3 separate regions of the Mus musculus genome follow, and regions 2 and 3 are each linked to region 1. A link is a loop called in an ENCODE intact Hi-C map of the cell type or tissue named here. Cell type or tissue: left cerebral cortex. All regions are shown on one strand.

Region 1 (8,000 bases):
ATGTGCAGGTAACTCTGAAATTCTGTCTCTGAGACCTTCGCATACATTTTTAGAAATGGTACTGCTAGATCATATCAGGCCAGAGTTTTAAGATAAGCTTCCTACCTGACTTGTCCCAGGTGTGTGGATATAACTTTGAAATACTGGTCCCAGGCTTTAGCTGTCTATGATTTCCTTCTTTACATCCACAACTTGTATTGTAGGAATTGAACTCAGGAACTGAACTTATAGATTTAAAGGGGATAGGGGGGTAGGCAGGGGTTGGTAAGATAGCTTAGTGGTTAAGAGTACATACTGCTCCCACATAGTATCTCAGTTTTGATCCCAGCATTTACATTGGATGGTTCTCAGTCATTGAAACTCCAGGTCCAGGGGATCCAATGGCTGCTTCTAGCCTCCTTGGGCTAGAAGGAGAAGCTTGCTTCTTAGTGGAGTTCCTTTATGTATTCAGATATCATTGTTAAGCTGAGGATATTCTTAATGCCAAATTGCACCCAAGCTATATCAAGTACCACATAGAGATATCAGCTCAGATAGTGTCTCTGCTTCTATGATCTCCCTTACACACATAGGTCAACTATTTATAGACAAACTAAACATTCCGAAGGATACATAGATGGGGAGCATGCACATCAGAAGCAGGTTGACAGGGCTGTGGAGGACAATGGGGAGGAGCATCATCATTACACCAAGTACAGAAGTGTGGTGTGAAAATGGGGCCAGGGCTCCATCACACCACTGACTCACTGTGAGCTTCAGCAATCATTCCAACTCATAGTTTTCATCTCTCCATCTGTTAAATGTCACTGGTATCTGTTGGAGAGAGAGTTACCTACTTGCTTATCCAACAAACTCTGGTTGACGTTTTACCTCCATATGTTAGTCCCCGTGTCTAGAACTACAGGTGTAAAAAAAACACTAAAGCTTAGAAACAAGAGGCTTTAATAGGAGGGAGATGTGTCCCTTAATGTGTTAATGATGGCAAGTCACAAGACTTCTAAAAAAATGTGGCTTACTTATCTATAAGACACTATTTTAAGGAACATCTCATGGGAGAAGTTCCTAGGGTCAGTTATCTCAGTGTTTGTTATGCTGATGTTGGTTAAATACCTTTTCTTTCAACTCTGATATGCTCAGCCTGTTGGTGTAAGGTTCAGGTTTGTCCCCATTCATGGATAAAGATGGCAGCCATCATGTCTTAATACTAATAGAGATGACACAACTAAATGTAGGACAGGAGAGACAGCTCACTTGTTAAAGTGCTTGACCTCCTCCAGTTCAGTTCGCTGGGCAAGGCAACACATACTGTCAACCCCAGTGTTGGGGAGGCAGCCTAGCCTACATGGAGCGTTCTGTCTTGAAAGAAAGGTTAGGATGACACTCGAGGTTGACCTCTGCCCTCTGTCTAGATTCTCACTTAAACACACATGTGTTCCTGCACATATGATAAGAGCTGTGAGAATTAGATAAGACACAAGGTGGGATTGACTCTGGTATACAGAACCAGCTCTGTTTATATTAGCTTTAATTAATTTTTTAAGTGTCATGCAGTGTTAACTCATTACAGTGAATTACTTGTGTTTGTTTGCTAGAGGTGCTGTGAGATTCCACCTCACACCTGTCAGAATGGCTAAGATCAAAAATTCAGGTGACAGCAGATGCTGGCAAGGATGTGGAGAAAGAGGAACACTCCTTCATTTTTGGTGGGATTGCAAGCTTGTACAACCACTCTGGAAAGCTGTCTGGCAGTTGTTCCTCAAAAAATTGGACATAGTACTACCAGAGGATCCCGCAATACCTCTCCTGGGCATATATCCAGAAGATGTCCCAACCGGTAAGAAGGACACATGCTCCACTATGTTCATAGCAGCCTTATTTATAATAGCCAGAAGCTGGAAAGAACCCAGATGCCCCTCAACAGAGGAATAGATACAAAAAATGTGGTACATTTACACAATGGAAAAAGAATTCTATTAAAAAGAATGAATTTATGAAATTCCTAGGCAAATGGATGGACCTGGAGGGCATCATCCTGAGTGAGGTAACCCAATCACAAAAGAACTCACATGATATGTACACACTGATAAGTGGATATTAACCCAGAAACTTAGAATACCCAAGGTACAAGATACAATTTGAAAAACACATGAAACTGAAGAAGAATGAAGACCAAAGTGTGGACACTTTGCCCCTTCTTAGAATTGGGAACAAAATACCCATGGAAGGAGTTACAGAGACAAAGTTTGGAGCTGAGACAAAAGGATGGACCATCTAGAGATTGCCATACCTGGGAATCCATCCCATAATCAGCCTCCAAATGCTGACACCATTACATACACTAGCAAGATTTTGCTGAAAGGACCCTGATATAGCTGTCTCTTGTGAGACTATGCCAGGGCCTAGCAAACACAGAAGTGGATGCTCACAGTCAGCTATTGGATGGAACACAGGGCCCCCAATGGCAAAGCTAGAGAAAGTACACAAGGAGCTGGGGGGATCTGCAACCCTATAGGTAGAACAACAATATGAACTAACCAGCAGTCCCCCCCACCCTCCGCCCTGAGCTCATGTCTCTAGCTGCATATGTATCAGAAGATGGCCTAGTCGGCCATCATTGGAAAGAGAGGCCCATTGGACATGCAAACTTTATATGCCTCAGTACAGGGGAATGCCAGGGTCAAGAAGTAGGAGTGGGTGGGTGGGGGACTTTTGGGATAGCATTGGAAATGTAAATGAAATAAATACCTATAAAAAAATCCAAAAAGAAAAGAAAAGAAAATCTTTAAATGCTGAGGAAGTAAAATAACAAATATATTGCCTTGAAACTCTGGAGGCTACAGATCTGAAATCAAGGTGACAGATGTTAGGGCTGGTTTCTTCTGCCAGTTCTGAAGACTCTTCCAATGGAATCTTTGGACATCTCCTTGATATGTTTCTTCACTGTATTTCCTCGGCTGCTCCTACTTTTCTTCTTCCTCCTCTTCCTTCTTCCTCTCTCTCTCTCTCTCTCTCTCTCTCTCTCTCTCTCTCCCCGTCTCTCTCTGTCTCTCTGTCTCTGTCTCTGTCTCTGTCTCTCTCTCTCTCTCTCTCTCTCTCTCACACACACACACACACACACACACACACACACACACACACATTCATAACAATGACCGTAATGTTGGATAGTGACCCGATCCTTTATGATCTCATGAACATGTGACAACCATAATCACCCTATTTCCATTAGGGCCTCATGGTCAAGACATCCATTTATGAATTTTGAGAGATGCCTAGAACTTTAACAACAAAATTTAGTCATGCACTGCCCAACACTGATCACGTATCTTTGTTGACAAATCTTTCCAGAGTGTGAAAGTAAGGAAGGAAATGAAAATCTTGGGCTTCACTGTCTGTGCAATAGCTTTTAGATGTCTCCTACAGGTAGTAAATTCCTTTCTTGTATGCCGGGTGTGGTGGCTCACACCTTTAATCCCAGCACTCAGGAGGCAGAGGCAGGCGGATTTCTGAGTTCGAGGCCAGCCTGGTCTACAAAGTGAGTTCCAGGACAGCCAGGGCTACACAGAGAAACCCTGCCTCGAAAAAACAAAACAAAACAAACAAACAACAACAAAAAACAAATTCCTTTCTTGTACAATGAATGCGGAGTTGGAGGTGACATTTATAAGAGTCACTGGAAGCCTAAACAATCTGCCTGCTTTCAGCTGGAGGTTAATGTCACAGATAAACTCAGAAAACAAAGAACATGAAGAACATGACAAAAACTCCATGATGCTTACGGATGCAAAGCTTTTATAGAAAAACTAGAAATCAATGAAAATGTTAATACCTGCATGTGGAAGTCAGAGAACAGCTCTGAGAGTGAGTCCTGTCCTTCTACCTTCTTTTGTAGGTAGGGTCTCTCTGTGTTTCTACTGCTCCCCAAAGTCTTTCTATAAAGGATGGATTTCTCCGGATTTTGCTTTTGTTGCCCCTCCCCCACCATTTGCTTTCTTGATCTCATTAGCAAAAGGAAAAAAAAATTCCTATTGCATTCGTTTACATTTTGAGCCACCATGGGGGAGAACAGCAGTGCCTACTACCTGGGATCTTGTTCTTGTCTGGAGCCTTTAGGCCAGTGATTATCAACCCTTGGGACACGACCCCTTTGAGTGTTGAATGACACTTTCATAAGGGTCATTTATGACCAAGAGAAAACACAGGGATCTACATTATGATCTATAACAGCATCAACATTATAGTTATGAAATAGCAACAAAAATAATTTAATGGTTGGGGTCATCACAACATGAGGAAGTATATTAAAGGCTCGAAGCACTATGAAAGTTGGGCACTATTGGGCCTTCCTGTGCTTTAGAGAGCATAGCAGAACAATTCATGTCACCTCTCACCAACTCACAGTTTCTCCTAAGTGCAAAAGGGCTTCCTAGATTGTTCAGTCTGCCTGGAGAAGCAATAAGACCATCCCAGACCATCGTGGGACGCTCTTTCACTTACAGCCACAGTCACTCTCTCCTTGTCTTAGAGGGAAGCTGGATGCAAAGAAGACAACCCTGAGTTTCATCACTAGAAGGAGATGAAAACTGAGAAGGGACAAAATAGAAACTGTGCTCCACCACTGCTAATCAGCAGGCATGCTGGCTCCCTTCCTCATGCCAAGCCGAGTTTTCTGTTCTCAGCTCCTCTTACCTCACCCACCAGGCACCAGCTCTCCTTCTGTTTGAGAGCCACAGCATTTTAATTTTGTCAGTTTGAGCCATCCCACCCAAATCCTATGGCACTCGCACAGGGTGGCACCTTCTTTGCACCTACTCCATGGGATGAAGAGCCTGGCACCAGCCCTGACACTCACGATGGCTCTGCCCATACCTGCAGTCACAGGTACAGGTGCAACAGTTAATGTCTGGCTATACTTTCTGAAAGGCAAATGAGATGCATCTCCTTCCTTTTTAATGCTCACCATTAATATTTTTGAAAAGAAAATGGAGAAAACTTTCAGCATCCCCGACAGTGTGTTCCGTGAGTTTCCTGGTGGGAGGTGATGAAGGCATTTTTTAACTGACTAAAAATGGTTAGCCACAACACCATGAAAATATCCCAGAATGTTTTAAAATGAAGGGGAAAAAAATCCTCTGCCATGGAAATAGCAGTTGAGAGGGGATACAGGGGCTGCTGGCAGCTCTGAGTGGCTGATTTTATTTTCTCTAGACCTCTTTAGTGATTTCCATGCCAATTTCCACCTACTTCAAAAAAAAAAAATCTAGCCTCCCAAAGTCCAGAGGGGGGAAAAAGTATGGGCCATTTGTTATTTTGGACACAGATGATTCCAGCGGAGGTAGAACATTAAAATGTTTCAAGAAGCACAGCCTTTGAACTGCCTCTATAGTTCTCATCTGTCACCAACTCTTCCCAGTTGTGAACCCTCTCCATCGAGAGCAGAACCCTTTGGTGGCTCTGTATGCTTCAGTGAGTCCTCCCAGGGTACCTTTTTTAAGTGGTGGGATTTAGCCAAGGCTTGTTACTAATGCTTAACAACTACTTATACCACAGACAGATCTAAGCTTCAAATTATGGCAGACAACACCATTTTAAAATCTTCCACCATTTTCAACTTCCCTGCCTCAAAGATGCCCACTGCTTTGTTCTGTATTACTGGCTGGAGAGGTTGGTGTGAGTGGCAGGGATCAATACCATACTTGTTACCGTGCTTTGAGTCCCTTAAGGGAACAACATCAGATCGTATGTCTGGAGGGCAAAGGCAGCTAAAGGTAATTTGCATACGACAAATGGAAGCGTGAGGGAGATTTCAGCATTACTATCTATTCCTTCAAATAGCACTGGGTGCACTTGTGGCTCTGGTTGTTAACGGCTTGAGCTATTGTATTGACTTGAATTTCAATAGTGAGAGTTTCTGCTACTCTACCCTTTCTCCTAGTCGTTCTCCACTTAGGTCCCCCTGAGGAAGCCTATTCTAGGTCTTCTCCTCCAATCTCTCCACATGCTCTTAGGGAGGACACTCTTCTTTCATTAGCTCAAGATCCCTCTTACTGAGGGATCTCTTGGAGGAGCCTGTAACCTTGACTTGGAAACGGAGGGTGTCAAGAGCTGAAAGAGATAGCAGGGGAAGGAAGGAATGTGAAATTCAGCCCAAACTGGGAGAATAGAAAGGGGGAGAAAACAGTACATTATCTCTTCTAGACTCACAGGTCAGCATTTCCACCTTTGTGCTGGGACTAAATTACAGTGGAATGGCACAGAAGAGCCAAGCACATATGCAAGTTTAGGCACCAGTAGATTCTCTTGGTCTTCTCCCTCACGGTTAGTTTGCCAGGAAGATCTTCTTTGAAATGCACAGGGATTTGATTTATAGAGAACTACTAACTGTGTATTTCTGTTATACTAGCCGAGATGGACCTTTAAAACTCAAACATAGATCTCTGCTGCCTCTGCAATGCATATACAGCCAACCAGATCCATTTTACCAGATCTTATTTTGTTTGTTTGGTTGGTTAGTTGGTTTTGATTTTTCCAGACAGGATTTCTCTGTGTAGCCCTGGTTGTCCTGGAACTCACTCTGTAGACCAGGCTGCCCTAGAACCCAGAAATCCACCTGCCTCTTCCTCCCAAGTGCTGGGATTAAAGGTGTGCACCACCACTGCCAGGCTCAGATCTTGGTTTCATTTGATCATTTCTGAACTGTTTGAGAACAGAAACACACTCCTGTTTGCTTGGGCTTTTTAGTTTGGTTTGCCTGGACAACTAATGGAAGGATTTGTGGGTTTTGCTTTGAGGTGTTATGTGCCTTTCTCCTCCAGCTACCCTCTGTGAGAACCTAAATGAGCCTCTTCTGGAGCGCATCTGAGCTGTCAGGGACTGTTCTTTTTGAGTCGGTTTGAAGTGATGCTGGACATCTGTTCCCTCCATCTAATGCGAGGCTAATTGCTTTACACTATGGCTAAGTAGCCATTATACTACATTCTTGGTCTCTGATGCTTATCTTTGATGACTCTACTCACTCCTCAAATATCAGATTTCCTAAATCATTTAATTCCCCATCAAAAAGAGGGGAGAAGCAGATATTATCTCCTCTCATTTTGGATAAGGAGCTAACAAGACACGGGTGTACAATGATTTATGAGGTTTGGAGGACGGACTACATCTGCAGACATTGAGCTGGATCGTTTCATCGTGTCCTCAAGTATTTTATTTAAATGATCATTGATATCATGCCTGGGCACCTACATTCTTGTCTTGATTGTGTGATTCCTTTGCAGTTTGACTCTTGGATGTGAAGGAATCCCTCTATCTCTTGGAGCTTTTTCTTATCTATCAAAAGAATGAGCTGGACAAGATCTGCAAGAGTTATTCCTCAAGAGTTTCCAGCATCTGGGTTTAATGATGACCTCTGTTGAAGACAATGGGGGACAAGGATGAGGTGGTGGCATTATTTTATTTTCCAAAGTTCTGAATAAAGTGGATTGGCTGAAGAGATAACTTGTCATTATAGACTCTTCATTTACTACGTGGCATAATAATTTGATACCTACTTTCATTTTAGTCTTATTGGACAGTCCTGTTTTTTTGTTTTGTTTTGTTTTTTTGTTTGTTTTTTTTTCTTTTCTTTTTTTAATGTGTCTCTATGTTGTGTGTGGCCGGCCAGAAAGGCACACAAAGGACATTGGATCCTTTGGAGTTGGAGTTGTAGGTAGTTGTGTACTGCCCAACATGGATGTTTGGAGACAACTCTGACCCCTGGAGAAGTAGCAAGAGCTCTTAACTGTTAACTATTTCTCTACCTCCAATAGTTCTGATCTTGTGACAATTGCTTAATGCTGGCACAATGGTGAACACAATCTGTGCCAATTACTCTTTGTGGCGAAATAAGAGTTTATTACTTCTTTAAAAAATTAAGTTCTTTAATTAGGTATTTTCTTCATTTACATTTCAAATGCTATGCCAAAAGTCCCCCAGACCGCCCCCCCCCCAATCCCCTACCCATC
Region 2 (8,000 bases), 280 kb before region 1:
GTTTCCATTTTCTATAAAGAGAGGTTTCTTTGAGGAGGGGTGGTAGCCACATTCATTTGTGGGTACAAGGGTAAGATTTAGGAGGTAGTAAGTAAGGGGTTATGTTGGTCTAATAAAGTTATTGTAGTAGATTCTTTTCTAAGGTTTATGACCTTACTCACTCAGGAAAGTTTGCAGTTCCAGGCACGATTGGTCTGTTATTTCATTAGAGTTTCAAAAGAAAACTTACTGTCTCTTCTCCCTTTCTCTTATATTCCAACATCATTTTTATAAATATTCTGCTGTAAGCATTGTTGCATATGCTCTAGTATCTTGTAAATATGCTACTGTTTGATTCTCTAGGGTTGTTTTATGGATTTATTCTTGAATTTTTTAGTTATCTTTAAGTTATTTAAAATTAAAATATGGGTGTCATATACCTATCCGTTCTTAATTTCTATGCATTACTTTATAGTAATAAAGAACATGTTTGGCATTAAATTCTTTTATATTGTCGAGACTTTACTGTTAATACTGTGAATACACTGGTTGGTTGGTTATCATAAATATTCCTTGAAAATACTATGTATTAAGTTTGTGTAGTGTTTTAAATGAAAATGGCCTCCATACACCTATAGGGAGTGGCACTGTTAAGAGGTATGGCCTTGTTAAAGTGGATAGGGTCTTGTTGGGGGAAGTTTGTCACTAGTATTGAGGTTTCAGATGTTCAAACTAAGCTCAGTGTTATTATCTATTCATGCTGCCTGCCAATCTGGATGTAGAATTCTCAGTTACTTCTCCAACATCTTGACTGCCTGCATGCTGCCAAGCGTCTTACCCTAACCCTTCCTTCCACTACATCAGCTTTCAATGTCCTTAAGTATGTGTTCCACTTCTCTAATTCTCTCTAAAGCTACATCAACTTACATTTTGAGGATTTTTGTTTACTGTCTCTATTTAATGCCTAGTCTTCTGGGTGTGTTCTTTATTTGAATATCTTTTGTTTGTCTGTTTTTCATTAAGTATTCTTTCATGATTTAATATTTCAAATACCTTAGAGCTCTTTTTTGAGTCTCTTTCAGATCTTTGTCTTATCTCAAGTTTTTAAAATAACTTTCTTCTTTTGTTTTCAAACAAGGAAACTTTGTCAGAAAGAGTATCAGTTTCTTTTGAACAATTTCTATAGAGTTATCCCAGAAGAGTGGGTTTATCTTCATTTTTGCTGGCTGACTTGTGTTCTAAGTTAGCTTGAACTAATATGTCACTAGAAATTCAAACCATAGGAATGTGTATGTGTGTGTGTGTGTGTGTGTGTGTGTGTGTGTGTGTGTATTCTATGACTCCCAGAGCTTTCTTCCTCCTTTATCATTATAGCACTAAGATCTTTATCCAATCAAGATTCTTTTTATAGTTCCTGACCTACAAAATTACATTGTATCCAGCTCATTGCTGCGGTAGGCTTAAGTCAACATCTTTTCTTGTGGTTTGAATGAGAAATGTCCCAAAGGCTTATATGTGTGAACACTTAGTCTCTAGTTACTGGCAACTCTTGGGAAGATTATGGAAACCTTAGGAGGTGGAAGCTTACAGGGGAAAGTTAAGTCACCAGGGGAAGCCTTGAGGCTTTATTGCCCAGATCTACTTCTCGATGCTGATGCAATATGACTAGCTACTGTTCTTGCCACTATACCTTCTCAGCCATGCTGGATTGTATCCCTTTTGAACTGTAACCTAGAATATACCCTTTGCCCTTTAAGTTGCTTTTTCTAGGTCCAGATATAACACATAAAATATATCTCTGTTTTGTTATTAAACCTCATGTCCTAATCTCATCAATATCTAAATACAATCTATGAATCACTGAAGATCTCCCAGTATATGAATCTACCAGCCTGATTACCATTTCCCAACTTCTGACATTTGAAAGCACCACATTATTTTTATTGAATAAGATATGTTTTTATTTTATAAAATTTATTATTTTGTACATTTTTATTAATATAATTACACCACTTTTACCTTCATTTTATTTTTCCTAATACTTCTTATTTTATAGAATGGAGCTGCTGTTATTCAGTTTTATTCCATTTCTACGTGCTTAGAAAAAGAGCACAATGGGCATTAGCTCACTTACTTTCTAATAAACTGTACTGGCTGTGAAAGCAAGAGCACCTGAATTCAAATTTCCACATAAAAGCCAGGCACAGCCATGTGTGCCCAGAATTCCATGATTGGAGACAGAGTCAGGTAGATCCTGCAAGCTGTCTATCAAGCATCATAGATGGAAGGAATGATTCAGATTCCCCGAGAGTCCTTGTTTTAAAAGGTAATATGGAACATGACAAGGAAGATCCCATCATCCTCTAGAGTCCACATAATTGCCTATGGGTACACACACCTGCAGATGCACACACACACACACACACACACACACACACACACACATATATATATACATACCACACCATACACACATCATATTAGGCTTTCAATTTTATCACTACCTTATAATTAGCCTTATCATTATGCTATATCATGACTATAACTTTGTATTTTTAATTGTTCCATAGCATTCCAGTACAACATTTCAGTACAGAGCATTTCATGTAATGAGATATTTTTTCCAACCACATTTTAAACCATAAGTAGTATGGTATGGTTTGTTTGTTTGTTTGTTTGCTTTTAGAAACCAGTGGCATGGTTCAAAGGACATGTCTAACATCCATGAGGACCTGGGTTCAATTCTCTGGTACTATCAACAGAACAGAACAAAAACAAAAATGTGTTTTATTGCATAAAGGATGGAAAAATACATATTTCTTTATGTCTAGTATTTTTTCATCTTCCTATAATGTTGACATATTTGTCACAAAGTGAGATCATAAATGATACCTGCCTACTTTTGCTTTCCATAATTTCCTCTATACTGACCCATATTGTTCAAGGTAGAAATTCTTTAAAGACTGTATGTATGTATGTATGTATTTATGAATCTGTCTGTCTATCTATCTATCTATCTATCTATGTATCTATCTGAAATATTTCCACTATCCATATATTTAGTTTTCCCCTATTTGCTAATTTTAATGAATGCTTAGGTTTATTATTTTAAATAGTGCTTAAATAAATATGGATGTCTCTTATCCATACCAATTTTGATGCCCCTGATTATATATCCAGAAGTAGGATTTTTGAGTATTATAGTAATAGTACTTTTGGGTTATTATTTTTTTTAAAGAGAGGCCTCTGTACTATTTAACTGTTTTATGTGGTTGGGTACTTATGTTGGATTCATAAGTATTTGTGTAAGTAACAACATGACAAATTCTTTTAAACAAATCTTGTAGCTCTTATGTTATTGCTGATTTAGAGTTGACTTACAGAAATGGGACAGTCAATTCAAAGTTGTAAGCAAATGGACGAGGCTTGCTACTTATTGTTAATGACATTGCTTTCTAAACTTATATTACAAATGCCTAAAATTTCTCCCAAAGAGCACAAAGGACCAGCTTTATATCTATCTTTATAAATACCTAAAAAATTTTGTCTTTTTTTCAAGTTTTGCGAAAATGGTGGGCAAAATGTCTGACCTAAGTGCTTAAATTTGCATTTCCTTAATAACAGATTTCATGTTATAGGTTCATTCTCTTGTGGTCTGTATATTCATGCCTCATTACTATTTCACTATTGGGTATTTCTGTTAGATTCTTTATTTGAAAAGAAATTTGGAAAACATGCATGATGGAAAATTAATGATATTCTAAGTTATGAGTGGCTTTTTTTTCCGGTTTTGTTGAGATGAGCTCTCAGGTAGAGAGAATTGGTCTTGAACTAGCTATGTAGCTGACCCTGGCCCTGAACTCCTGGTTCTTCGCACTGCTCAAGTTCTGGGAGTGCTTTATTGATATAGAATCTGTGGTTCCCTTAGAAAAACAGGGCAAATTTATATTGACTGAAGCTTTCCCACATACCAGATAAATAAGTGTGTGCTGACTTCCTTCTGTTCACACTCAACCAACAGGCTGTATGTCGATGGATGAAGCCTGTAATACTGGGAGCTCCGTGAAAAGCAATACAATCCCCACTGGTTTTTCTCCATGATTGTTAGCAAGCAAAATAGGCTGCTATGGCACTCGCTGCCTGGACCTCTGTGGTTTATTTCTTCCACCTGGTTCTTTGGAGAGTTTTATCGCACACAAATGGCATTCTCTGAGCCATCACCATGGAAACCCAAGGATTCCTATACTACTTCTGTAGAATGTAGCCTATCTAAACTAGAGGATGGAATTCACATCTCATAGTTCCTGTCTCACAGTAACTTTGACCATCATGTCAGTGGGAATGGGTATTTGAAGTCCTTTCTTGTATAGGGGAAAATTTCACCTGCCTGTTAAGAAGTCCTCCATGTTCTTATTTGATTGTTTGGGGTTTTACATTGTTGGCACTGCAGACTGAATGCACAGCTTTGGAAATTCCTGGCAAACACTTTCCTACTGAGATATATTACCAATTCGTTCATGTACACACACACACACACACACACACACACACACACACACACACACACACACAGTTTTTATTGTTAATTATGTATCTGCATGTATGTGTGTAGGTACCTGCAGAGGCAAGGAGATAGCACTGGATATCCCTGGAGTTGGAGATAAAGGTGTTCATGATCTTCCTTAAATGAGGCTTAAAACAAAACCTGGGCTCTCTGCAGAGTACTTGCACTCTCCCTGACTGAGTCATTTATCTAGCCCATATATTTTATGTTTTATTAAGTCTCTCAGGCTAGCCTCGAACTTGCAACCCTCATTCCTTTGCTTTTCAAGTAGTGGAGACTGCAGTACTATGTCTAGTGACCTCTAAAGACATTCAGTGTGCACTCAAATTTGAGAATTATGGAGCAGGGTGGGGGAGAGGGTATAGGGGGCTTTGGGGGTAGCATTTGAAATGTAAATGAAGACAATATCTAATTTAAAAATTCAAAAACATGAGAATTATGGAGTGAGACCTCATAATTCAGAGACCTCAGCTTCTAATCTGTGTTCTTACTCTAATTCAGCAACCAGAGGAAAGTTACCCACTCAAAGTTGTTTACTCTCTGTACCTCAACTTCCCTGTTTACAATGTATTAGAGGCCAAAGAATCTTCAAAAGTGATTTAAGGCTCAATCCAAATTATTTTGTAATAGGTTTCAAGTTATTTTTGATTTTGTCATTAAAAATAAACTGTGGGCCATAGGAGAGCCTCGACCTCCAACAAACAGCATGTTCTTCAATAGAAGCAATCAATGGAACTAGGAATAATTGAAAACAAATGCATGAATTCTGGAGACAATCCAGAGATGGCTGACTGCATTTGAAGCCTGCAATATGTCTATGGGCAAAGACTTGAGATTCCTCCTTCTTCTGCGTCTGTCATCTGTCTGTCTGTCTTGCCCTGTTTCAAGATGAAAAAGACTGGCTTCTGCCTGCATGTGGTTCACCCAGCTCCTTTTCTTCATCTGGCTCATTTGATCTTAATTACCGGGCTGCTTCTTGCCTCACAGCCGCTTGTTTAAGGAACATATGGCAGGAGGTGCTGATCACAGGCAGCAGACAATGTGTTACTAAAAGGAGAAGAAATTTTCCTTTACATAAGAAGCCATATGTGGTCCAAATTTATCCATACTGTATTACTGCTCTGTGTATTTAAAAAAAAAAAACTTCTCTGGTATTTCACAGGTATTGGTTTCAAACTCTTGTATATTTGATAAAGACCTGCTAAACATTGGCTGGGATTTTTTTTTTTTTTTAGTTTGTCTTATAATACTCTTGGATCCTTTGTTCACATCAGCAACAGTGGGATACAACATCTACTGCCTCCTCTTGATTCACCCCCTTAGAGTACCCTCAGATCTTTGGTCTCAGTGGGTGTTGTCAAGGTGCTCTTTCCTTGAAAGCAGTCTAACTGCCAAAGTCCCCACACTTCTGCTGCACAAGGTGGGAGAACAGACTATTCCTTCCCCAGGTCCTGACTCTTTGTCCCTCTCAATGAGACAGGGAGTCTCTGGAGCTTTACTCTTCAACACCTCAGAAAACACCTGCATAGCATCAAAGCTATGGATCATGGCCGACTGCCAGCCATCTGGCTGTGGCCCTCTACAAATCTCCTTCAATGCACTTCCCCTTTAAAGTCTTGTCTCGAAATCCTCTTTCACTCTCACCCAGCTTCATTTGCTTTCCACCACCTCTGGCCATTGGGCCTTTCAGAGAAAGCATTAGACACAAGGACTGCTGAGTTTCCTTCTGGCTTACAGCAGCTCTGCCTTGCCATCATCCTCAGAGCTGAGTATTTCCTACTGTGGCACCTACAAGATCTAATTGCTTGGCATGCTGCTTCTGACATCACGGTCTGTTGCCATGGAAAGTGCCTCCAATTCAGTAGGATGACTTATCTGCCAGAAGGAGAGGATGCTTAAGAGGAAGACATTTGTTTAAGCATAAATATCTTTGATATTTAGCAAAGAGGCAAGAGACACTGTAGAGGACAACAGAGGAAGCAAGAATTCCAATTTTCATGCTTCTTGGCTCTCAGGGCTCCTCTTAGGTACAAGCCAGGTGTTCAACTTTCTTTAGGTCTTCACATCATGTAAGAACGTCAAGGTGATTGTTACTTTAGCTCTGGGGTTCACTGGGAATAGTGTCAGTGCTTGGAAGTGCTCAGAGTTCAAAAAGCAGAGCATCATTTAAAATATTACATCAACTTCTTGATGTTTCTATCAAATAATTCTCTGGGTAGAAAGATGAGCAGTCGTCATTCTAAATAGAATTGCTCATCTCAGAGAAGTGATATCAATGAAGGTGGTTTACAGATAATTCAAGCTAGTTTTCCCCTTGTATATTTCTGATAAGACCAGCATCCCCATATTTGCTCCTTCAAATTCCTCTAATAATGTCTACTGTTGAATTGATGGGGTTTCCATGAACAGCCTTGCCAAAACTCCAAATCCATTCTCATTACCTAGATGCAACAATGCCATGGCAGTTGACAACATTGTATCTGGAAAATTGTTAAGAGTTATGGTTTTCTCCATTTGGTAGCTTGTAATTTGGTACTTAGAATTCTAGGCAAGACAGCAAATTTGAATAAATGTGTCTACATATCCTAGACACAACTTTTCTCAAATCATCTTAAAATGGAATGTTTAAAAAGAAGACAAAACTATCTCATATGCTTGGTCCTGGACACTCTAGATCTGCAAAGAAAGTTCGAGAAACTTATGCAAATAGAGCAGTATGGGGGCCTGGGGCCATCTGGTCACAGATTGCTTATGTGCAAAGTTAGAAGCCCTTAAGTTGGTCAGACAGAAGAAACTAAGCAAAGAATTTCTGATCTTTCTCTTGGTGTGTTAGGGTTTCTACTGCTTTGAAGAAACACCATTACTAAAAGCTACCTGGGGAGGAAAGAGTATATTTGCCCTATATATCCAGATTCATGGTATACCAGGAAAGCCAAGGCAAGACCTCAAACTGGGCAGGAATCTGGAGGCAGGAGATGATGCAGGAGCCATGAATGAATGCTTCTTACTGCCTTGCTCTTTGTGTCTTGCTTTATTAAAAGCCCAGGATCACCAGCGCAGGAGTGTCCCCATCCACAATGAGCTAGGTCTTCTCACATCAGTCACGAATTACAGAAATGCTCTCCAAGCTTGCCTATATCCCAATCTTCATTTTCTCATCTGGGCTTCCTTCTGTAGTTTATATGAAGTTGACATAAACTAGCTAGCACACTTAGTCTTATCAGACCTGAGAAACAGGTACCAGGCACCAGAGTGTATGTTCCTTTTAGGGACTGGAAGTAATGAACACTTGATTCTCATTGGCAATATAATATCTCCTACTAGAAGCTTAGAGGCCTGAAAGAGTTGAGCAGAATGGACAAGCACTGTCAGTTACTATGTTTAATGTAGAAAAAAATGCATTGCATGAGAGAGAACTGCTGGTTGAGACCTTATGGTGGTCTTACTCACTTTCCTA
Region 3 (8,000 bases), 140 kb after region 1:
TTTACCCTTCTAGTTAAAGTTCTTCTTTGTGATAACTGGAGACAAAAAAGAAGGAGAAGTTCAAGGGACACTGGCAGCTGTCAGGTTTAAGGTGAGACAGTCAAGGGATGGGGCAGCTAGAAGATAAACTCACGAAAGCAGAGGACAATATACTAGGAGCAGAGGTTCAAAAACAGCTGACTTCTGTTGCACTGTGTGTGTGTGTTTAAATAAGGTTTATACTAATATAACTTATAGGAGATGCAATCAAATATAATGACGATTTTTCTATATCCTCCTTCTTCAGTTAAGAAAGGAGAGGTCATTGAGAGGAAAAAACAAAGTGTCACTTGCCCCTTACCACAAACTATAATGAGCACTCATTGAGTGAAGAAGAATTTAGAACAGAATGAAGGAAAAACACTGGTTCTATCATCTAGCTCCTTGGTGTCTGGACATGATATAAACTGTAATAAAAGTCATGATGGCCTCTCAACGAAGCCTTGGTATGAGAAACAATGCATTGTTCGAGAAGGAAGTCACAGAACAGAAAGGGCACATAGGGTTCCCACAGCAGTATACCAAGACTCTCCATTTTGCTACTAGTCCCAATGCAGAGAATGTATGAAAAGAGATGGGATTGTTGCTTAAGCAACTATGTCATTTGAGTGAAAACTGGAGCTAGTAAATAGGTAACTCATATCAAGGGAGCAATGAAAATGAATGAAATATAGCCCTAGGCAACAGAGTGGGCAATCACAAGTCATAATGCCAACGAGAGAAGACAGATCCCGTGCTGGATGACTTGGTTTCATATGAAATTCAAAACTAGCAAAACCAAAGAATAATACTAAAGGATTAGGTAGACTTTTCCAATGACTGCAAGAGGACCATAAGGCACTTTGCAGGCTCTAAAGTTAGCTTATTTGTTGATCTGTGTCATTATTGCTTTATTGTTCACATGGCAATAATTTCTTATAGGCTCAGTGTGTTTGTGTGTGTGTGTGTGTGTGTGTGTGTGTGTGTGCATGAATGCATGTATGTAAGGAAAAAAGAGGAAGAGAGAATACATAAGTAGACATTAAGACTATATATATGAGAATAAATATCTATGGGCACCTGACTTAAAAGTATAAGCTACCAAGAAGTGAACAAGTCAAGATGGCTTTTGATATTGCTTTAGCAAAATCAACAGCAACACAAGATTTTTATACTCAGACAAATTGTCTCTGAAATAAACCAAGAACAAACATTCTCCAATGTTATGTGTCTTTTCTTTTGGTGTCTTCCAAAATTCATGTTGAAACTCAGCCTCCAATTAAGAGTGAGATCTTAGAGAGGTTATTCAACAGTGAGAGTGGAGTCTCTGAGAAGAGGAGAGTGTGCCCTATTAAAGAGGCTGATTAGAAGCCCTCACCCCTTTTACTCTTCTGCTATCAGCAAAGTTAAGACCTAATAGATTGCTTCACTTGTAATGCAGTAGAAAGCCACCATCTTGGAAGCAGAAAACAGCCCTTAACAGACACCAAACCTGACAATGTTAATCATGGATTTCTTAAGATCCACTGCTGTGAAATAAAAATAAATCTCTGTTCTTTAACTATACTGGCTAGTTTTGTGTCAACTTGACACAGCTGGAGTTATCACAGAGAAAGGAGCTTCAGTTGAGGAAATGCCTACATTAGATACAACTGTAAGACATTTTACCAATTAGTGATCAAGGGGGAAAGGCCCCTTGTGGGTGGGACCATCTCTGGGCTAGTAGTCTTGGTTCTATAAGCGAGCAGGCTGAGCAAGCCAGGGGAAGCAAGCCAGTAAAGAACATCCCTCCATGGCCTCTGCATCAGCTCCTGCTTCTTGACCTGTTTGAGTTCCAGGCCTGACTTCCCTGGTGATAAACAGCAGTATGGAATTGTAAGCTGAATAAACCCTTTCCTCCCCAACTTGCTTCTTGGTCAAGATGTTTGTGCAGGAATAGAAACCCTGACTAAGACATTAACTTATCCAGTCTCAGTCATTTTGTAATAGCAGCAAAAAGTCATCTGTGGTAAAATATATATACATATACAAAATCACAGGATATATAATATTAGCCAATTTAGATAAATCCAGCCAGTTAAACAACAGTCAAAAAGGCCTATGGATCTATTTTGAAAAGTATAGTTTAAAATAAAATTATAACTCAATATTCTAGAATTTCTATCTTTAATGTTTTGGGACTAATATAATAATATTCTTGGTTAAGTAGTAACACTTTAGAAGTTTGTTGGTTTGGTTTTCCTTTCTTAAATTTAGGTCACATTTACTGTTAAATAGTTTATTAGTTTAAATAATATCTACCAGTTGACCATTTTCTGCCTTGACACTTATTAAGTATTGATCAGCAAAATATAAATGTTATTTGGGACGATGGGATATTGAATGAACTACTTTCATCTTTCTGAATTTTCAAATCTATAAAATATTAAACACATATTATTCTATGACAGTAACACAATGTGTTTCCAAACTGATGCAGTGAGTTCAAGAACAGAATCGTCTATCTGCCCCCAGTTCCCACTCCTACTTCTCACCGTGCTTGCTTTGTTATTCTCACTCACTCAAGGCCTGTTCCCCTCACTTAGGGGCTGTGAGCAGTTAATGGGGTGCTGGGGGAGAGGTGCCATTTTCCATAAAATAAATAGTTCCATGGCTGTTCATGCAAGAAACATAACTGAACTTGGTAGGTCAAATGAACAAACGAACAAAACAAAACGAAAAATAAAAACATAAGAAGAGAAAATCTGAACCTGTTGCAAAGAGGTTTCAGTGAGAGAAGAGGGGGGAATGAGAGAGAATACTGGGGTAAAATGCCAAAAACTTGGTGTGTGTGTGTGTGTGTGTGTGTGTACCTGAAGTGTTCAAACAAAACTAAAACAAATAGTTTTCCTTCCTACTTTATAAGAACAGCAACAACCAAACCAAACCAAAGGCAGATAAACAAACAAAACCCCTAGGATATTTAATGGTTAAGTAATCTTTGTCCTCTAGCTCTGTATCCCCTGGAGGGAGTGGAACAAGGTTCCAACCCAAGACAAATCCCCTAATGTCCAAACAAGCTCCACCAGGCAGAGAGGAGCTGTGTGCACACTGCTTTACAAACAAGATGACATCCTCTGGTACCTGAAGGTGTTTTCTTATTATTGAACCAGCTCTTTGAACTCCACAATGTTTTCTCTAACACTGCATCCCCAGATAATGAGGAAGGAGTTTCAAGCAGCTAATTGACAGCCTCCCTTACAACACAGGGCTTTCTCAGAGACCCCAACCAGGCAGGGAGCACTCGGGCCCCTCCTCTTTTACCTGCAATGACAGCTGTCTAGGACTTGAGAGTCTAGTCACATGGGTAGAAAGTGAAGACGTTCCACCTGGCTGCACATTTTGATATAATTATTTGGCCCTGATATTTTGGGTGCAGGTGAGTAGATATATATCCACCCAGAGCATATGATTCAACTTTTCTGCTAAACTGAAAACAAACACCCTACTTTTTCTAAGGTTTTAAACAAAAAACAAACATTGTTTCTGGCCAATTGAAGTTCAGATATAAACCAACAGGAATGTCGTTTTCCTTGGCAACAGCACAGAGCTGTTTAGGGGTGGACTGCAGCTAAGCTCAGGTAAGCCACATGGGTCACATCACATACCAATGGTGTTGAAACATCCAAGTTGGCTCCTCTAAAAACCTAGTAAATATCATCAGGCCATGAGTTTGGCCCTAATTTCCAGGAGTCATGAAGGAAGCATCGTCACATTTCTGCCTGTGGCTCCATCCTGGGAACACACATGGACACCTCCTGTGGTGCTTTGAGTAAACAGTGAAGCAGTAAAGTAAGAATTTTAAAACAGTATTCAAGACACCCCCTAGCCAAACCCTGTCGTGCTAATGACTTCTACTTTTAGATGACAAGTCGTGCTATTTAAACAACCACATTTTGCTGCAAGACAGCCTTCAGGAGCAGGTACCAAGGCAACCAGCCTGATGCTGGGCTTTGGGGAGCTGTGGAGAGCTGGGGAGGAAGGACACACTGAGAAGGTTCCAAATCGCCACCACAAACTCAAAGAATTATACAAAGGAAAACGAAGAACTGGACTTCGTTCAACATCCATCTGGCATCCTTGCGAGGAGTGAAATAGCTCAGGGCCCCCTTCTTTAACCAATTTCACATTTCAGAACGGCATGGAAGGAAGATCCAAAGCCACTCAAAAAGATGATTTGAAAATGATTTCTGTGGTTGACATTTTGGTGATATTTCTGGACATGACATCTTTGGTTGATGACTTAGGTATAGAATATGGAGTTAGTAATCCTTGTAACCTACTCCTGCAAGAAAAGCTACATGCAAGACATTGCTGCTGTCAAAATACGTCACCAGAGACTCATATATCAAAATAGTTTTGTGTCAAAAGCTATTAATCATAATATCAATATATAGAATGAGGAAGGCAAGCAATATAAATTTCATTTCTTCCCAATATGAATAATAAAAATCTGTCATATGTACATCTACATTCTGACTCAAACCCAGAATGGAATCTCAGCAGAAATATGATCCCGAGGCAGCACGGTGCAGAAGTCCAGCCTGCCCAACCGCCCAAGCAGAGGGTGAGGCACGGACCCACCACGTGGAGAAAGCCGTGAGCAAGCATCATGCTGCTGAGGTGGTGACACCTTCATGCTAGCTCAGTGACGCTGACTTAATCTCCAGAAGTGCAAGAACTAGCTTTCAGCTTTCGTTGTTGCTGTTGTTGTTGGCTTGGTTTGGTTTGGTTTGGTTTGGCCACTGGATTCAGACAGTCTGCTATAGCAGCACAAGGAACTGATACAGTCCTACATAGGCTTTTGCAAAGAATCACAGTATCCCTTTCCACTGGTTAAGCTGGTCCATGCTTTAAGGAACTATTGAAAAAAAAATCTCTGCTAGATGCTGCCACCTATTTCAAAAGGTGGAGTAAAATGAATTTATTCTCACATTGGTACAGAAACTATGCAAATACACAGGCTTTGACACTTACAGGAAGCTATGAAATATTATTAGTGATAATCCCTAAAAGATACTTCCAAATCATTGTCCTGATATCCTTCAACTTGCATAACTGTGGCTTACATGGCTGTTGGTTTTCTCTGACGAGATTGAGAAGTTAATGGATGGTTGAGAAGTTGGTTCAGTGGTAAAGGTTTGTCCATGTAAGCCTGGGGTTGTGAACTCAGAGCCCCAGAACCCTTGTAAGACCTGGCTAACCCTACTGCTGGATGATGGCAGACGCGGGAATCCCTCAAGCCCTGGAAGCTGGTTCAAATGAATCGATGAAGTTCAGGTTCACTGAGAGACGCTGTTTCTAAACAGTCGGGTAGACAGAAAGGGAGTTAGAGTCAAGGTTGACCTCTGGCCACCACACAGACACATGAATGGGCGCCTGCATGCATGCATGGACACAAACACACAGACAACAGACAGACAGGCAGGCAGGCAGACAGAGAGACAGACAGGGAAGGGAGAGGGAGGGTGAGTGGATGGATGAAGTCCACACCAGCTCCTGACACTAGAGAAGTAGGTAGTGAACAAATGCACGCTGGGCAGCAGAGAAAAGCCCCCTGCATGCCATTGGCTCTTTATGATCCCATTCCTGGCCATAATATTCAGAAAGAAGGTATTTAAGGCACTGAATATTGTTATGCATACCTATAATTCCAATCCTCAGAAGGTGGCGGCAGGCTTAGAATTAGATGTTAGCTGGGACTACAAGGTGACTATCATAGCTTGGGCTACATTGTGACCACCACACCTAGGGACTATCTAGCAGGACTTTGCATCAAAAAGCAACAATGAAAACCGAAAGACAGGAAACCTTTGGAACCATTAGAAAGCTTTAAACTAGGATATGAGTGAGTTGTGGCTTCTTTCTTCTTCCTTGGGGCCTTAGCTCATTGCTTACAACAAACATAGTTTACTAAGATAGCTCTAGTAATCCCATCTTCTCCTCACCACCATGCACTCTGCATAGGGGGTCTGGTTTAGTTGTGAATATTCCCTTGGCCAACGGGTCACTGGAAATATGAAGTATGCAATAAGTTGGCAAAATCCTGGATATATGAGTACAAATAGCTTGTGCACACAAGATGTAACTTGTGACAAGTCCTGAAGGGACCATCACATGAACCCTGCAAAGTAAGAGGACTCTGGAATGAGTATGGTATTTTCACCCACCAAAACCAATGTAAGTGTACAGATGGACAAGAAAGATGATCCTAGATCATCCATTTTATTTTCTGCTGGGATATAATATATTATAGGCTGGACAACTTCTAACAAAGATACATGCTTTGGGCACCATTCTGGAAGCTAGGAAGGACTGTATCAAGATGTAGGTGTGTAGTGGGGCCTTCCTGCCTTATCATTACAGGGTACTGCACAGTGAGAGAGCAAGGATACCTACTGCTCTTTCTTCTTCTCTTCTTCCTCTTCCTCCTCCTCCTCTCTCCTCCTCTCCTTCCTTTTTCTCCTTTTTCCTTTCCTTTTCCTCTTCCTCTCTTCTCTTTTTCTTCATAAAGTCTATAATCCATCCTAGTGATTCTTACCTACATGATCTCATCCAACTGGACGTATTGCTCATGGGCTCCATTTCAAAAGGCACCAGCACGACTTGAAAGCTTTTGTTTTCCTATCACATGAATTTTGGGGGAACGCATTCACAGTCAGAGCACTCTTCTGTCACTCAGGCCCCCTAGCTGACCAGATTTCACAAAAGAGCCAAGGAAATAACACCCAAGAAAGTTCTACCTAGTAGAAGTAGACATGAACATAAAAAGCTGTGGTCGACATTATGGCTAAGAACTGACACTGAGCAATGGAATAGGCAAGAAAATACACACATTTGTAATAAATTGGTGTTCAAAGAGCTGTTAAAGAAATAATACATACCAGAAAGTTTCATACATACACACACACACACACACACACACACACACACACACACACCTCTCCCTAGAGAGCTATAGAGAGTTAATAATTGATAGGAAAAGGAGTCATATTCAGTGGTAGCCACTAGTTAATTGCCCATGGTCAACTAAATAGCCTCTCACCTCCCACCTATGATCATGCAAGCAGGCATCATCCTGTAATGACTCTTCTGGGAGCACAGAAAGTGAGGAATAATATTTTTTTGGATGTCAAGTTGGGTAGGTCATTTTCTGCATCCTCTTATAATAAATTACAGCTCGCTGAGTCTTTGGGATAGCAGTTGCTTTCACTTGAGTCAGTCAACTGAAATGACCAAGCAGTGAACCTCTAACACTGACCACTGATCTTGCTAATTGCATGCGCCACTACAATTGCTTCTGTGGTTTCCACTCAGCAGGCTCGGTTAACACTGTTTCAATTGCTAAATGGCCAGAACATACTCAGTGACAGATTTCGTGTTTCAACAGCAATTTATATAACTGACGGCCACCGGTTGTTGTAGTGAATTGTGATTTATTTGCCTCACTGTGTAGCACATAACCTTTTAAATGCAAGAGGAAAAGCCAACTTCTTTTGAAAGCGTAATGTATGACCATCTTCTACTTTACCCTGTGAACTGGGTTTGAAAGAGAAGGGGTCAAGTGAGTGATGTAGTTTCCTTTCTGTGGCTCTCCCCTCAGTACAATGAGTTTATGTATGGGGCTTCTATTACTTAATCTTCATTTGCATACTGCATATGAATCCATAGGAAACATGAGAGACTTACAAGCGGAGCAGTAAGCCAACAGTTGGCTAAACAAACCTAAAATAAAAAGTTAACACAGGACTGTTTAGGGGACAAATGTTATACTGAAGACTCCATGGGTAATTACAGAGTACCTTAATAGTTTCCAATTTATATATAAAGCTTCCTAGGTGGAAATGTAACCCTAGTTTCATGGGTTTCTCAACAGAATCAACATCTTCTGACAAGTTACAATAATGCCTTACAATATAGCAGTAGCTGTAATAATTAAAGGG

What was found. Peaks named below come from ENCODE experiments on the same cell type or tissue, not always from the same donor. Only the 100,000 strongest peaks of a DNase experiment are listed, where the experiment ranks them.
Region 2: a loop joins it to region 1, with 7 times the contacts of the local background. A loop is called at or near these places in 2 of 42 quality-filtered maps.
Region 3: it touches region 1 in a loop (8-fold over the local background); 3 of 42 quality-filtered maps call a loop at or near these places.

The regions. Positions count from the first base shown.
Region 1 is chr2:13,055,905-13,063,904 of GRCm38, forward strand. No RefSeq gene overlaps it. Among named protein-coding and RNA genes, the nearest start is that of C1ql3, 49 kb to the left of the region's middle. In left cerebral cortex, no CTCF peak of the experiment used is centred here; DNase peaks (open chromatin) are centred at 657, 4,709 and 5,028; H3K27ac peaks cover 529 bases.
Region 2 is chr2:12,771,554-12,779,553 of GRCm38, forward strand. No RefSeq gene overlaps it. Among named protein-coding and RNA genes, the nearest start is that of Pter, 150 kb to the right of the region's middle. In left cerebral cortex, no CTCF peak of the experiment used is centred here; DNase peaks (open chromatin) are centred at 4,176, 5,531, 6,341 and 7,244; H3K27ac peaks cover 2,042 bases.
Region 3 is chr2:13,195,948-13,203,947 of GRCm38, forward strand. All of the region lies in intron 7 of Rsu1 (Ras suppressor protein 1), which reads right to left. Among named protein-coding and RNA genes, the nearest start is that of Rsu1, 71 kb to the right of the region's middle. In left cerebral cortex, no CTCF peak of the experiment used is centred here; DNase peaks (open chromatin) are centred at 3,974 and 4,658.